Linked DNA regions of Mus musculus: region 2 is linked to region 1. A link is a contact called in ENCODE Hi-C or POLR2A ChIA-PET data. All regions are on one chromosome and are shown on one strand. The core of a region is the stretch at or near the end of the contact, and the rest is flanking DNA. Distances in the headings are between cores, read along the strand shown. Region 1 holds the start of Tnfrsf26 (tumor necrosis factor receptor superfamily, member 26). Region 2 holds the start of Tnfrsf23 (tumor necrosis factor receptor superfamily, member 23).

Evidence for each region. Hi-C counts contacts between places; a loop is a spot of excess contacts on that map. ChIA-PET counts read pairs that join two places held with the same protein, here RNA polymerase II (POLR2A).
Region 2: a map of T-helper 1 cell shows a loop between it and region 1 (2.1-fold over the local background). The contact joins the promoter of Tnfrsf23 here to the promoter of Tnfrsf26 in region 1. A Hi-C loop is called at or near these places in 13 of 37 maps with a recorded cell type or tissue (ES-E14, T-helper 1 cell, T-helper 17 cell and 6 more). POLR2A ChIA-PET finds 5 or more read pairs at or near these places in 2 of 5 experiments (Patski and embryonic stem cell).

Annotation. Positions count from the first base shown.
Region 1 is chr7:143,624,086-143,630,884 of GRCm38, forward strand. Tnfrsf26 (tumor necrosis factor receptor superfamily, member 26) reads right to left here and starts at 3,760. Exons shown (of 8, transcript NM_175649.5): 1 at 3,713-3,760. The coding sequence starts at 3,757.
Region 2 is chr7:143,682,603-143,689,401 of GRCm38, forward strand. It overlaps Tnfrsf23 (tumor necrosis factor receptor superfamily, member 23), which reads right to left and starts at 3,273. Exons shown (of 6, transcript NM_024290.4): 1 at 3,180-3,273. The coding sequence starts at 3,254. Osbpl5 (oxysterol binding protein-like 5) reads right to left here. Exons shown (of 22, transcript NM_001199227.1): 22 at 6,160-6,799.

The sequences.
Region 1 (6,799 bases), core at 2,510-5,009:
TAGATCCTGTGCATTTTTATGCATGTGTACGTAGAGACCAGAGTATGATTTTGGGTGTCTTCCACCCTTGATTTATTTCCATTCTGTTTATTGTGACTCAGTCTCTCACTAAATCTAGGGCTCGCCTGAAGGAAACCCTGCCACTTTGGGCTTCCTAAGGGGTGGGGTTACAGATGGGCTACCATACCCAACTGCCTTTATATAAGCTATAGAGATTGGAACTTCAGTCCTAAAGATTGCATAGCAAGAGACTTATCCACTGAACCATCATCTCCTGTTCTCATGTATGGGCTCTCACTGTGTGGCGGAGGATGACCTTGAAGTAGTGATCTTCCAGCCTCTACTGCCCCAAATGCTGCGGTTACAGTCTGTGCCATCACATCCAGTCTAAAGCACCAAATAAGTAAGTTAATTAATTAATTAATTAATAATAAATGAGGAGATGGCTCAGTTGGTAAAACATGTGTCTCACAAGCACCTGGACCTGAGTTTAGATCCTCAGAAGCCAGGTAGAAAGCTGAACATGCCAGTACTTCCTGGTAAATCCAACAGAGGTGGCTCACTGGGCAGCCTGACCAGGGAAAATCATAACTTGAAAAAGAACAATACTTTCTTTTCCCTGGTTTTATAAACATTAGAATTAAACACAGTGACTCACTGAAGCTTCTGCTCTGATGAAAGGGAAGCCACAGGAGAGGAAATGACAATACGGCTTTTCAAATTCTCATGTGATAGAGGAAAAGAAATAAAAAGAAACAAACAAACAAAAAAAAAAAACCCAACTCTACTTTATACTAGGCATCCATCTTCGTACGAACTAGCTCTTTGTCTCTGAATCTGTCCCTGGAAGATAAGTTCCTAGTGACCCTGTGCTCTAGAGTCAGTGGGACCTGGGAGAGTGGGAGCTGATACGTGAGGCTGACTAAAATCTCAGGCAATAGCCAACTTTATTCAGAGCATCAGATAATTTATACTCTGAGGATTAAGAAGAGGCACATGAATAAAGTGTACAATCACAAGGGCAAGATGCATGTGGCAAAAACTTATTTATCCACAGAGGCATATGAATAAGTAACAGTCATTGTGATGAATAGTCTGAAGCGAGCTCACTCCTATCTGCTATACCTGGGAGGGACATGAAAATACATTCCAAAACCAGTTTCCTGTTTTTGAAGAAACTGGGGTCACAAGACTCTTGTCTTGTTTTTTTGGAGTTTTCTCACAAGTACTCAGAATCTTCACATAGCTCTCTTCTTTGATCACATCCTGACAAACATGACTCAGTGACCACCCATGCAAACACATACAGTAACCATCTCTACTTGGCATGTTCCTACTAACTCGCTCTTGGCCTCTGTAATCTGCTCATGCAGACGTTCAGGACACCTTGACGACCTAATCTTAGCAGATCAAAACATCTCTAGGCTTGCAAGTGCAGATACTCAAAGACTTCTCGCAATTTTTGCCTTTAAAAGCCCTTCTTTCTGGGGCTGGAGAGATGGATCAGCAGTTAAGACCACTTCCAGAGGACCTGGGTTCAGTTCCCAGTGACCACATGACAGCTACAATTGTCTGGAACTCCAGTTCCAGGGGCTGTTGATACCCTCATTCAGACATACATGCAGTCAAAAAAAATTTTAAATGAACATAAAATTCAATATATATATACACAAACACATATATACCTATATACACATATGTGTACATACATATATGTGTGTGTGTGTGTGTGTGTATGCCTTTCTTTTTTTTTTTTGTTTTTGTTTTTGTTTTTCAAGACAGGGTTTCTCTGTATAGCCCTGGCTGTCCTGGAACTCACTTTGTAGACCAGGCTGGCCTCAAACTCAGAAATCTGCCTGCCTCTGTCTCCCAAGTGCTGGAATTAAAGGCATGCACCACCACACCCGGCTATATATACCCTTTCTTTACCACTCAGTTTGCATGGAAATCTTAGAGATTGTTTTCCTGTTAACATTAATCAATAAATATTTTAATTATAGCTGTATTGACTCTGTGCTCTTTCGCCAGAGGTCAGGAACTTCATAAGCCTGAGAAAGTGCCCAGAATCACATGCTCATCCATGCAAGTCCCTTAGGGAGAGAGCTGAGCACATTTCTTAGCCTGTGGACACTTGACACCTTTGGAGGTTCACAAAAACCCAGAGGTAGCTGAGGACCACTGACTGAAGGCCAGCCACTTGGAAGGCACTATTTTCTAGAAGAGAGAATCTCTCTCTTTTTTTTTTTTTTTCTCAACAGACAGTGGGAGGAAGGTGTCACTGTTTCAGGCTACTTTCACTCTTGTTTGGTGTGAGGTTAAGCGAGAGTCAGACTGCTTCTGTCAGCTTCTATCACAAACCAGCTACATTAGCAGTTCAAAACAACAGCAATTTTGAGACAGTGTTCTATAATCTGGGCTCCCTATGTAGCTGAGGACGACTTTGAACTACTTATCCTCCCAAGTACTGGGATTACAGGCCTATGCATCCCACACCAGGCTGACAGCACAATTTTGAGGGGAAAAAACCTCACACTTGAAAAATGCCAACTTTTGTAGTCAAGGCTTGGCGGCTCAGGCCTGGGATTCCAATTGTCACGAAGCTGAGGTATGAAGACCAGGCTGGGAGCCCAGTCTGGGCTATATAATATCTGCCTCAAAAGAGGGAGGAGGAATGGACTGGCAAGATGCTTTAGAGGGAAAGGTGCTTGCTAGCCAGCCTGATAACCTAACGTTGATTCCTGGGAGCCACATGGTTGAAGGACAGAACCAACTCTTGACCCCCCAATAAATAAGTAAAATAACGAAAAATTATTAAAAATAAAAACTAGTGGCTGGAAGTATGACTCCGTAGTTAAGAGCACTTGTTCTTGCAAAGGACAGCACCCACATGGTAGCTTACAATAATCAGTAACTCTAGATCTAGGGAGTCTGATACCCACTAGCTTCCACAGGCACTCTACATAGGTATACAGTCTCTCTCTCTCTCTCTCTCTCTCTCTCTCTCTCTCTCTCTCTCTCTCACACACACGCACACCATACATATAATTAAAATAAAAGACAAATGTTTATAAGGTAAGACGGAACAAGAGACTCTCAGAAAATGATGAAACCATTTTTGTAGAAAAGTTAGCAAGGCATGTTGGATCATGCATTTCATCTCAGTACTCAGGAGGCAGATGTAGATGGGTATTTGTGAATTTGAGTTTGAGGACAGGCTAGTCTACACAGTGAGTTCTAGGACAGCCAGAATTACTAGTCTCAAAAAAAGAAAAAAAACAAAGAAGAGAGAGAGAGAGAGAGAGAGAGAGAGAGAGAAAGAAAGGAGGAGGAGGAAAGAAAGAAAGAAAGAAAGAAAGAAAGAAAGAAAGGAAGGAGAGGAGAGGAGAGGAGAGGAGAGGAGAGGAGAGGAGAGGAGAGGAGAGGAGAGGAGAGGAGAGGAGAGGAGAGGAGAGGAGAGGAGAGGAGAAGAGGAAAGAGAAAAGTTAAATGGGGGGGGGGGGTTCCACTGCTTTGTAACAAGAAAAGATAAAGATATAAAACCAACTCCTTCTCTGTTAAATCCCCTCACCCCATTCTCCACCTCCACCATACAGGAAAGGAGCTGAGAAAGGAGACCCAGCCTTATCACTAAACAAGATCCTGTGTACTGCTGTGACCATGATAGCCTGCTGGGGCTCCGCTATGGTTCCCACACACTTGTGCCTCTACTCACCCTCAGAAGCAGCCCCAGCAGTAGCAGAAGTCGCAGCCTGGTCATGATAAAAAAAAAAAAAAAAAAAAAAAAAAAGGTAGGACAAGGCAGAGCCGAGAGAGATGCTTGAGGAGTTGTGAGGACTAGCCTGCTGCAGTCCAGATGCTGCCTTGCCAGCGAGGCAAAAAAAAAAAAAAAAAAAAAAAAACCAAAAACAAAAAAAAACCACCCCCTGCTTCCGGTCCAAAGAAAGACTGACTTCCTTGCTCAATTGAGCTGTTAGTGTTTTGAAAGTTTACAGAGAAGTTCTTCAAAATCTCTCAGGGCTCCACTGGCACTAAGCAGCAGCAAAAGGCACTTCAGCGTCAAGAAGTCTGAAAGCTGAGGCAGCTTAAGCGATGCGTGCATGCATTGACCAATGAACTAGACCAGGACTGTGGGTCAGCCATAAAGAGGAAGGAGAGCCTCATATACGTTAGGCGTCCCTACAGAGCCCTAGGCCACAAGGAGCTGGATGGTCTCAAAAGGACAAAGAGCTTATGCATCTACTTCTGAGAACCCTAGAGTCTCAGGCCTACTGAAGCAGAAAGCAGAATGAAACACCTAGACTGGAGAGGGACGGACAGTGAGTAAGTAGCTCATGGGGTTACAGTTTTATTTCAGTAAGATTGGAAAGTTCTGAAGGTGGATGGGTGGACTTGGCTTGATTGCAAAAGTCTATATGATATGTCTTTGGGAGCTGGTGGCTAGGGATGTGACTCAGTTGGTAGAATGATACCTGGCATGCATCCCCTGCGTTCCACCCCTACCATGGCTACCCAGTCACTGATAGTACACACCTGTAATCCTAGCACAAAGGAAATGTCTGTAGGAGGCTCAAAACCTCAAGGTCATCCTCAGCTGAGGTCCAGACCAGCCTGGGCTATGTGAAACCCTGATCAAACACAAACAACAAAAATGAAACAAAAACCAAGAAACCTAGCCTACTCAGCATGCTCCAGAGATCATATCTCAACAAAACAAGGTGGAGGAACTCAGTGGTTAAAAATGCTTACTGTTAGTGCTAGAGAGTTGCTTCAGTAGTTATTGTTATGAAGTGAATGAAAAAAAAAAAAAGAAATGGAAAGGAAAAGAACTCCTAGGTATGGTGGAAGAGAAAGTCTATGGTTGGTATGTGGGAGAGCACAGAGACAGCTGAGAGAGTCCAGAGTGGACCAGACTGAGCTGGGCCATGTGGGGAGAGGGACCTCAGGTCCTGAGTTTGCTATTCAACACTCACAAATCAATACTGCAGGTAGCAGAGACCTCCACCAATCAATCAATATAGGCATCATAGACCCCCAACAACCAATACTTCAGGCAGCAGAGACGACCCCCTCTGACACACACAAGCCTAGAGCTGCCCTAGGGGGAGACAGGGTTTCTCTGTATAGTCCTGGCTGTTCTGGATCTCACTTTGTAGACCAGGCTGGCCTCGAACTCAGAAATCTGCCTGCCTCTGCCTCCCAAGTGCTGGGATTAAAGGCATGAGCCACCACTGCCCGGCTCTTTCCTTCTTTTTTTGACAGGTTCTCTCAAGATAGTCCCGGCTGTCTTGGAGCTCACTACCTAGACTGAACTGGCTTTGAATTCATGAATATTCTCCTGCCTCTGAGTGTTGGAATTAAAGGCATGGACTACTACATCCAACTCCCTTTCTGTTCTCTCTCTCTCTCCCCCTCCCTGCCTCCCTCTATACACACACACACACACACACACACACACACACACACACACACACTGGCTCTGATGAAGTACCACAGGTGTGACACCCTCACAGGTATGACTGAGGATGTGGCAAGGCTGGGCCTGATGTTTGGATATGCAGAACTCTAGGGCATAAAAAAAAAAGAAAGAGAGAAAAGAGTAAAGGAAACGGTTCATCAGAAGCTCAGTGAATGAGCAGGCTGGTCCAGTCAGCAATCATGAGTGCTGAGTGGAGGAGCTACCAGGAAGTCATGAGTCACTTGACATCAGCTAGGTTTATGGTAATTTCCAAAAAGCCACATAGGTGCATACAGTGTCTGGAGAAAAATAGTTGGCTAGTTCTCAGCCATCCCAGATAAACTGCTTTTTATTCAGGTTATGTGAGAAACAGAGTTATGCTTTAAGTTTTTATTACTGTGCCTAAGAGGTGTGTGAAACAAAAATGCCTCTAATCTGTAAGCCCCTCCCTGCCTAAGGACAGATGCCTCCAGAAATGCTGGAAACTAATATTTACAGAAGATTGTTGTGTTTATAAAAAGATAAATAGAGGAGGAATATGTTTTGGTGGGTATGTAGTCAGGTGTGGGGGAAGGGGTACCTCGGCAGGCCCATGCTGAGGCATCTCTTCCTCCTTCAAGACCAGCTACATGACAGTATAGTATAGAGTTTATTCAGGGCATGGGGATGGGAGATGAGAGGGTAGTAGAGACAGAGAAAGGGGGAGGGGGGCTGGCAATGAGTATGTGGAGAGAGATGGGAAGAGGAATGGGGAGAGAGCAGGGAAGGGGCAAGAGAACAGAGAAGGAGCAAGAAGGAAAGAGCAAGAGAGAGTGGAGGGGGCAAGCAGCCCCTTTTATAATGAGTCAGGCATACCTGGCCATTGCTAAGTAACTGTGGGGTAGAGCTTAGACAAAATGCTAACATTCCCCCATTTTGATTTAATTAAAAAGAAAAAATTAGAAAGAGGTGATGGTGGAGCAGGAATAGGGTTGTTGTGATCTTTATCTACTTCCTGCTGATTTTGGGGCCATGTATCTCTAGGAAACCTAGGAAAGAGGGTATGGGAATGTTGGTTCAGTCTTAGGAGAATTGACTTTTTCCTTGCTGTCCAGGGTCTGTGGACTGTCTGTGGATAGATCAGAAGAAACAAGTCTAGTAGAAGGATCTGTGTCTGTGAGAGGAGATTGGAGCATCTGGAAGTTGCTTCTCTAGAGCTGTCCTAGATGTAGTAAGCACCTGGACTTGACAAGATGCTGAAGCACGCACACACACACACACACACACACACACACACTATAGGTAGAGAAAAAGATTACGTATGTTTGGGAAAAAGAGATTTTTTTTTCTTAGATGTACATTGAA
Region 2 (6,799 bases), core at 2,023-4,522, 58 kb after region 1:
TGGCCTCAGGAATTGCAGACAAGTGACATACTTAACAACCCTTTAGGAAACACTTAAACAAATAAACAAAATCAAATACTAAAATAAATGAATAAATCAACAAATAAGTAAAATCTAATTTTGTTTGGTCTTTCATTACTCAAAGCCTCAAGTAATTGTAAGTAAATAACTGGTTTTACTTTATTTTATTGTAGTACTGAGGATTAAACCCAGGGCTCACACTAGGCACTAATTAATTGCTAATGTGCTATATTTCTAGTTCTGCAACAGATGACTTTAAAGATTTATATTTGTGTTTATGAGTGTGTGCCTGCTTGAATGCATATATACCATGTGTGTGCAGTGATTGAGGAGGCCAGAAGAAGGCAGCAGATTCCTGGGACTAGAATTACAAACATGTGTGGGTGCTTGGAACTGAGCCTTGTTACTCTACAAGAGTAGCCATTACTTAATGCACCCCAGATACTGATACATGCTACATGAAACAGAGGCAAATAACAAAGACAACAAAACAAAAAAACAAAAAACAAACCATAAAAAACCCCAAAGTTTGATGTAGTGATCATTGATCATTTATAGGGGATTGAAAGAACATGTGTGGAGCCATGATATCACACAAGCTAACAGAGTCTATGGATTAATAGGATATTCACTATTTACCATCCCCATGTCTCACTTTTCTCATCTGTTAAATGGAGATATTAATATACTTACTACTCTAGTCACTTGAGCTCTTTACAAAAAAAATGAGCACTGAGGCTCACTTCTTTATATTTGCATTTTTATGGTACACACTCTGGAAAAAAATTCTCCACAGCATCAACCCTTAGGGCCCATCTATACATTTGTGGGAGCCATCATCATTCATCCTTACCACTGTGTTCTGATCTCATAGCTAGCCAGTGTTGTCCAGCCTTCAGGAGAAATTCCTTGGCCACAGGATTTTCCTGGTTCATAGATAGGATCTCTCTCTCTCTCTCTCTCTCTCTCTCTCTCTCTCTGTCCGTGTGTTTGTGTGTGTGTGTATGTATGTATGTATCTGTCTTCTGTCCGTCTGTCTGTCTGTGTCTGTCTATCTATCTATATCTATGTATCTATGTATCTACGTATCTATGTATCTATATATCTATGTATCTATGTATCTATCTATCTATCTATCTATCTATCTATCTATCTCTATCTTTCTGGTATTCTCTGCCCATTTATTTTGTCAGGAATTCTGCCCTTAACTCGCCAGGCAGGAGTCTTCTTTTTAGGGTTCCTAGGTTCAATACCTTCATCTTGATTCATCGTCACCATTATTATATGTTGAAGCTGACACTTCATCACTGCCCTGAAGGCAATACTATTTTACCCCTTGGAGATGGCCTGCTTCACCTGTACTTACACTTAGGAAGGACATGACCACAGGTTAGACAGTGGATTTAGTAGGATATCTTCACAGCCCATGTCTTTAATTCCAGCAGGCAGACCTCTGAGTTCAAGGCCAGCCTGGTCTACAGAGCAAATTCCAGGACAGTCAGAGCTACACAGAGAAATCCTGTCTCAAAAGACCAAAAATCTACACACATACCCTATTTTTTAAAATTTCAATATTCTTTGAGGATAGTCTTTTTAAAAAATATTCTTGAAAGAGATGTTATCTTCAGTCTTTTATTTTTATTTTTGACTTTTACAGGACAGTGTCTCATACACAGTCTGGCTGTTCTAGAACTCACTATAAAGATCAGACTAAACCCAAATTCACAAACATGTCTACCTCGTCTCTCAATTGCTAGAATTAAGGGCGTGCACTACCCCGCCCAGCTCACCCTCAGTCTTTCTTTGGAGTACCTTCTTTTTGTGGCATTATTTGAGACGATCACCATTTTTTCTTTACAACAACCTTAAAACAACAACAAAAACAAAAACAGCCTAATATTGTCTAGATTGTTTCTGGGGATTTCTGGACGACAAAATGCACCACTTTTCAGGCGGTGCCTGGGCAGGCATGGAGCCCCAGAGCCCTAATAGGGATGGGAAGAGATTTCAGGGTCAAGGGCCATCCCATGTGAAACCTGCCTGTGAAATATGTTCGAAGTCCCTCAAAGTGCTGGGAACTTTGAAGTCACCTCTGAGTTGCATATCCTCTGGCCCCTTGCCCAGGAGATTCCCAGGGAAGCTGGATGCCCTCTAGGTCCATTTCTGTGAAAGCTGCTCACCAGCAGCTAGCAAAGAATTACTATTAACCAGCTCCTAGATGGTTTAAAGAAATGCTGATTACATGTAAGTGGTCTCTGACTGCTCAGATACTATCTTAGAACAATCTAAGGGTTATTTTGTTGTTGTTGTTGTTGTTATAACTAAAGATCTGAATGTGTTAGAAAATGGATATCCTTACAGGTTATAAAACATAAACCTTTTTCTGCCTATTTTTGGGTTTGAAGACTCTTATGAGAGAAAATTGACATAAAATTAAGTTGGCTGTAACTAAAATGTCATTTACAGGATTGTCTAGGTTTTTTGTTTGGTTGTTTGGTTGGTTTTGGTTTTTTTTTTTATTTGTTTGGTTTTTTTGGGTTTTTTTTTTCCGTTAGTTTGTTTTGGTTTTCAGCCTTTCTGTGTGTAGTTCTGGCTGTTCTGAGACTCCTTATGTAGATCAGGCTGCCCACTAACTTAGGTTTAACTGCAGTTTAAGATTAAAGAGACAAGAAGCGATCTCGGGACGAACTTAGCAGAGACCCGAAAGGCCCAGGAAAGGCATAGCCAGGCCTTCCACACAGATCCTTTTGTAGTAGTTAGTACTACACCCCAAGACGAGCCGGGCCGGACCCACCCAAGGCGCACAGTCGCGCGGGCCACTGCAGTCCGCAATGGCACTTTCCCGAGTCACCTTCGGAAGGACCGCTTTCAGATGAGAAAGCGAGGAGAGGCGTGTCCGTCTTGTCCGGGAGCTCAGGGACCAACCGGACACACTTTCTCTGGCTACCCGCTTGGCCATTCCCCTGCCTCTGCTTCACCTCCACAATTCCCCAACTCTGGACCACTTAACTCTGGACGAAGTTCTGAGGAGTTGGTTGGCGGTGCCAAGGCTGACCCTGGCGGAAGAGCCAATTCACCGCCCGCAGTAGCTTTCCTCTGCAGCCCGGGGATCCGGTGCCCAGCGCGAATCTCAGCTCCGCAGGGCCATATCTACTCACCGGCAAGAACAGATTCAGCAGCAGCAGCAAGAGGAACCAGTGACTCAGACTGGAGACGTGGCTGAAGGTAACCATGGCTGTGAGCTAGCATGGTGTCACTCAGCTGGAGGAGCTCTATTTCAAGCTGGTGGCCACGCCTCTTGTCAGCGGATTGGTTTCTGTATGGTTGCCTAATCTCGTGGGCGGGTCCAGCGCCACCACTCTTGCCTTCCCACCACCATCAGTGCTCAGTAATATCTAGTTTTCTATAAATACAGTAATTTTAAATGCCTGTGACGTTATTAACAGAATCATATTTGTTATAAGCAGCAAGCTAAAGTCGAATTCTCTGCCTTCGTTTGTTTTCCATTACAGTATACTGCTCTTTATTATAAGTTAATTAAAAATTTTCCTGGACCTGAGTGGAGGGAGAGGCATGAACTAGAGCTGGAATCGTTATAAAAGTCAGACTGCAGCAGACTGTAAACCTTCTCAAAAGCAACAAACAAAAAGAGGAAGATAAGCTACAACACACACTGTCTTAGCTCAACATGGGGAAGTTTGAAGTAACTCTATCCCTGTAGCTTTCCTGTGAGTGTTCACTGGTCAATGGTCTGGAGCAGCAGCTGAAGGCTTCACTGTCAGAGTCTGAGGGGCTGTGTGGGACTCGCTGACTCTGAGGACCTCAAAATATCCAGGACTCGTAGGCACTCTTCCAGTGCTGGGGTTGGGGGGGGTGTGTCGGGGGAGGAGGGCTGTATGAACATCCCTGGACTGTGAGTCCCTCACCTCTTCTTCCTTTCACTGTGTTTAGCTCCACTGTGTGTGCCAATCCAAGCTCATGGGACACAGGACATTTAAGCCAAGTCTACTAGTCTAACACAGGAAGTAGAATGCTTATTTCTCTAGGGAACTTGGGTTGGTTCATCTGTTCCACCCGCCCCCTCCAGGTATTCGAAAAAGTGGCCCACTACCAGCCCCATCCATCTCCCTTCCAAATGCCACTTCCTCTTTAAAATGAGGGAGGACTCAGAGACCTGGATTTCAATGGCTGCCCCAAAGAAGAGGAGCCTGGCTCCAGGCACCTGGTACTCTTTAATTCATCTCTTGCCTCTCTCCCTAGGGCCAGGGAGTGGAGCCTGTGCCCATCTGCCCTCACCTAGGCTGGGGAGTGGGAGGGGCCAATTCCTTGGCCAGCCTGATGCTCTTCTATTTCTTGTCTTCCCTCAGGCTGGTGTCTGCTCAGGAGTAAACCAAATCAAAACACAAACAAGTGTTTAGAAAGTTTGGTTAGTTCAACACGCTGAACTGTCCCTCACCCTTGGGAAGCAGAGGGAAAGTAGAGGAAGGGAAGAGGAGAGGACTGTGCACTTGTGGATGCTGTTGTCCCACCAGTCTCTGAGTAGCTCGGGAGCAGGGGGAGGCTAGTGGCTTTCCTTTTCTGCATACAGTTTACAGATCTGCCTTGTCCCACACTGTAGGTGGAGGGGAGGTGAAAGGAAGAGGCCTGTCTACCCTGGGCTAGATATTTGTGCTCCAGGTCCTTCTCTGCCCTCTGCCCTTTGCTCCTTTAAAACATTTATTTTAAAATGTGTGTGTGTGCATGTGTGTGTGTGTGTGTGTGTGTGTGTGTGCGCGCGCGTGCGTGTCCATGCGCACAGGTGCCTCCAGAGGCTCGAGGTGACATATCTCCAATAGCTGGAGATACACATGGCTGTAATCTGCCTGATATGAGTCTGGAGATCAAACTGGTGTTCTCTGCAAGAACAGCATATCCTCTTATTGGCTGTGTCATCTCTCCAGCCATCTCTACCCTTGCTCTTTAAGGTGGGATAGTGGGATGTCATACTGTTCCAGGAAGCCCCTAATGGTTCAAAGCAGTTGGGTGACATTCTCATGAGCCCAGTGACCCTTGATGGTCTTCCTGCAGAGATGAAGGGTGCCCACAATGGAAGAGTTGGACTCATTCAATACCAGGAGAATCTTCTCACCCCTAGAATAGATGTATTATCTATTGTAATATGTATATATCATACCCTTTCTTGGGATACTTTCAGGTTGCTTCTGGGTAGCTTGCTGCTTGGGAATATGTGAGGATTCTGGGGTTTTTTCCCTCTCTGCTCTTTCTGCAGTGCAATGAAAAAGGAGAGATATAGCCACGTCCTTTAGGTTAGTGTGCAAGAAAGTAACAGAGGTCTGCAAAGGACCTTGGAACTGTTAAAAAGAGAATTCATGAGGACATTCCAAATGTCCAGATGTATGATGGTGTTGTGAGGGACAGGACCTAGTTCTGCATGGGGGCCAGGGTGCAGGAGAGAAGGTGAGGAGTTCAGAGCTTCCTGTCTATACTGGAAACAGAGATGTCTGAGGTAGAAAATGGCTACTTGCAGACATCCATGCTCCAGGGTGACTGGCTGCTTCATGGAGGCTCCAGGAGCAGGGTCCTCCAGAGAACTCCTGGGGTAGGTAGATGCACAGCCACTTGGCTCTTCTTTACTTCACCCTCTCCTGGCATCTGAGGTAGGGAGGCATTCTTGGGGTCCCCTCTCATGGGTGTTGTTTGGCCACCTTCATTCCCTCTGGTCTCTGTTATCTTCTATGGGTTGTTGGGGAGGGGCGCTACAGCTTCCCTTTGAGGTGGTGTGGGGTGTGTTGTCAGATGCCAAGGGATATTCTGGATGCCTCAGAGCTATGTCAGAATACAGAGCATTAAGCATTTCAGCAAGGCTGTGTTGGCTATAGGAGGCTGACAAGTAAGCAAGCTGCCTGGAATGCCCTGGCAGGCCACATCCCTCCCATGCCACAGTTGCTCACTGGCTGACTGATGGGACTCCAGTTCCCAATGGCTCCAGGTGGGTTATCTTCTCACTCAACACTGTGAACCTGCACCCACCTTCTGAACCCCTCACTTGGCACCTCCAGCTTAAGACAGCCATATTACACCGCGTTTCCATCTCCCCAGAAGTTCCTCTTGTTCCCAAGGATTCCCCCAAAAGAGAAATACATGTATTTCCATTTATTTCAAGGCATGGAGCAGACATACCCCCAGGATTGGGGAAGGACAGAGACAAATGGATACAAAACTTGGAAAATGAAAGGATCAGATACAATGGAGATGGCACCAACTAAGTATTAAGGCTCCAAATGTGAGTACGCATAGGTGCTCACATACATACACACGCACACACACACACACGCACACGAAGAGCGTCATCCACATAGGATCAGGGGCTGGATGCAGAGGCTGCTCACTGCACATAGCTGCCTCAGATATTGCAATTCTATGTAGTCAGAATGTCAACAGAATGGGAAGACTGTATTGGTCAGGGAGAGTGGCAAGCTTGGGCCTCCCTGGCCTTTGGGGTCAGCCTCTGGGCACTTCTCTTGCTTACAAACTCACACTGCAGTTGGCCAGGGCACTCCTGTGGCACAGGTGGGCTCCTCTGGCTGTAGGGCAGATGTAGGTGAAGTAACTACCTGAACAGGCTTCTGTGGAAACAGCTTAACAACAGGATAAAAGTCCCAGTGTCCTCACCAGAGTAGCTACAGCCTGTCCATGCTTGTGTGAGCACAAGGTGGGCAGATTGTCCAGAAGTCAACATTACCACCCAAAGAGCTCCGGGGAATCCTGGAGTCTTCCT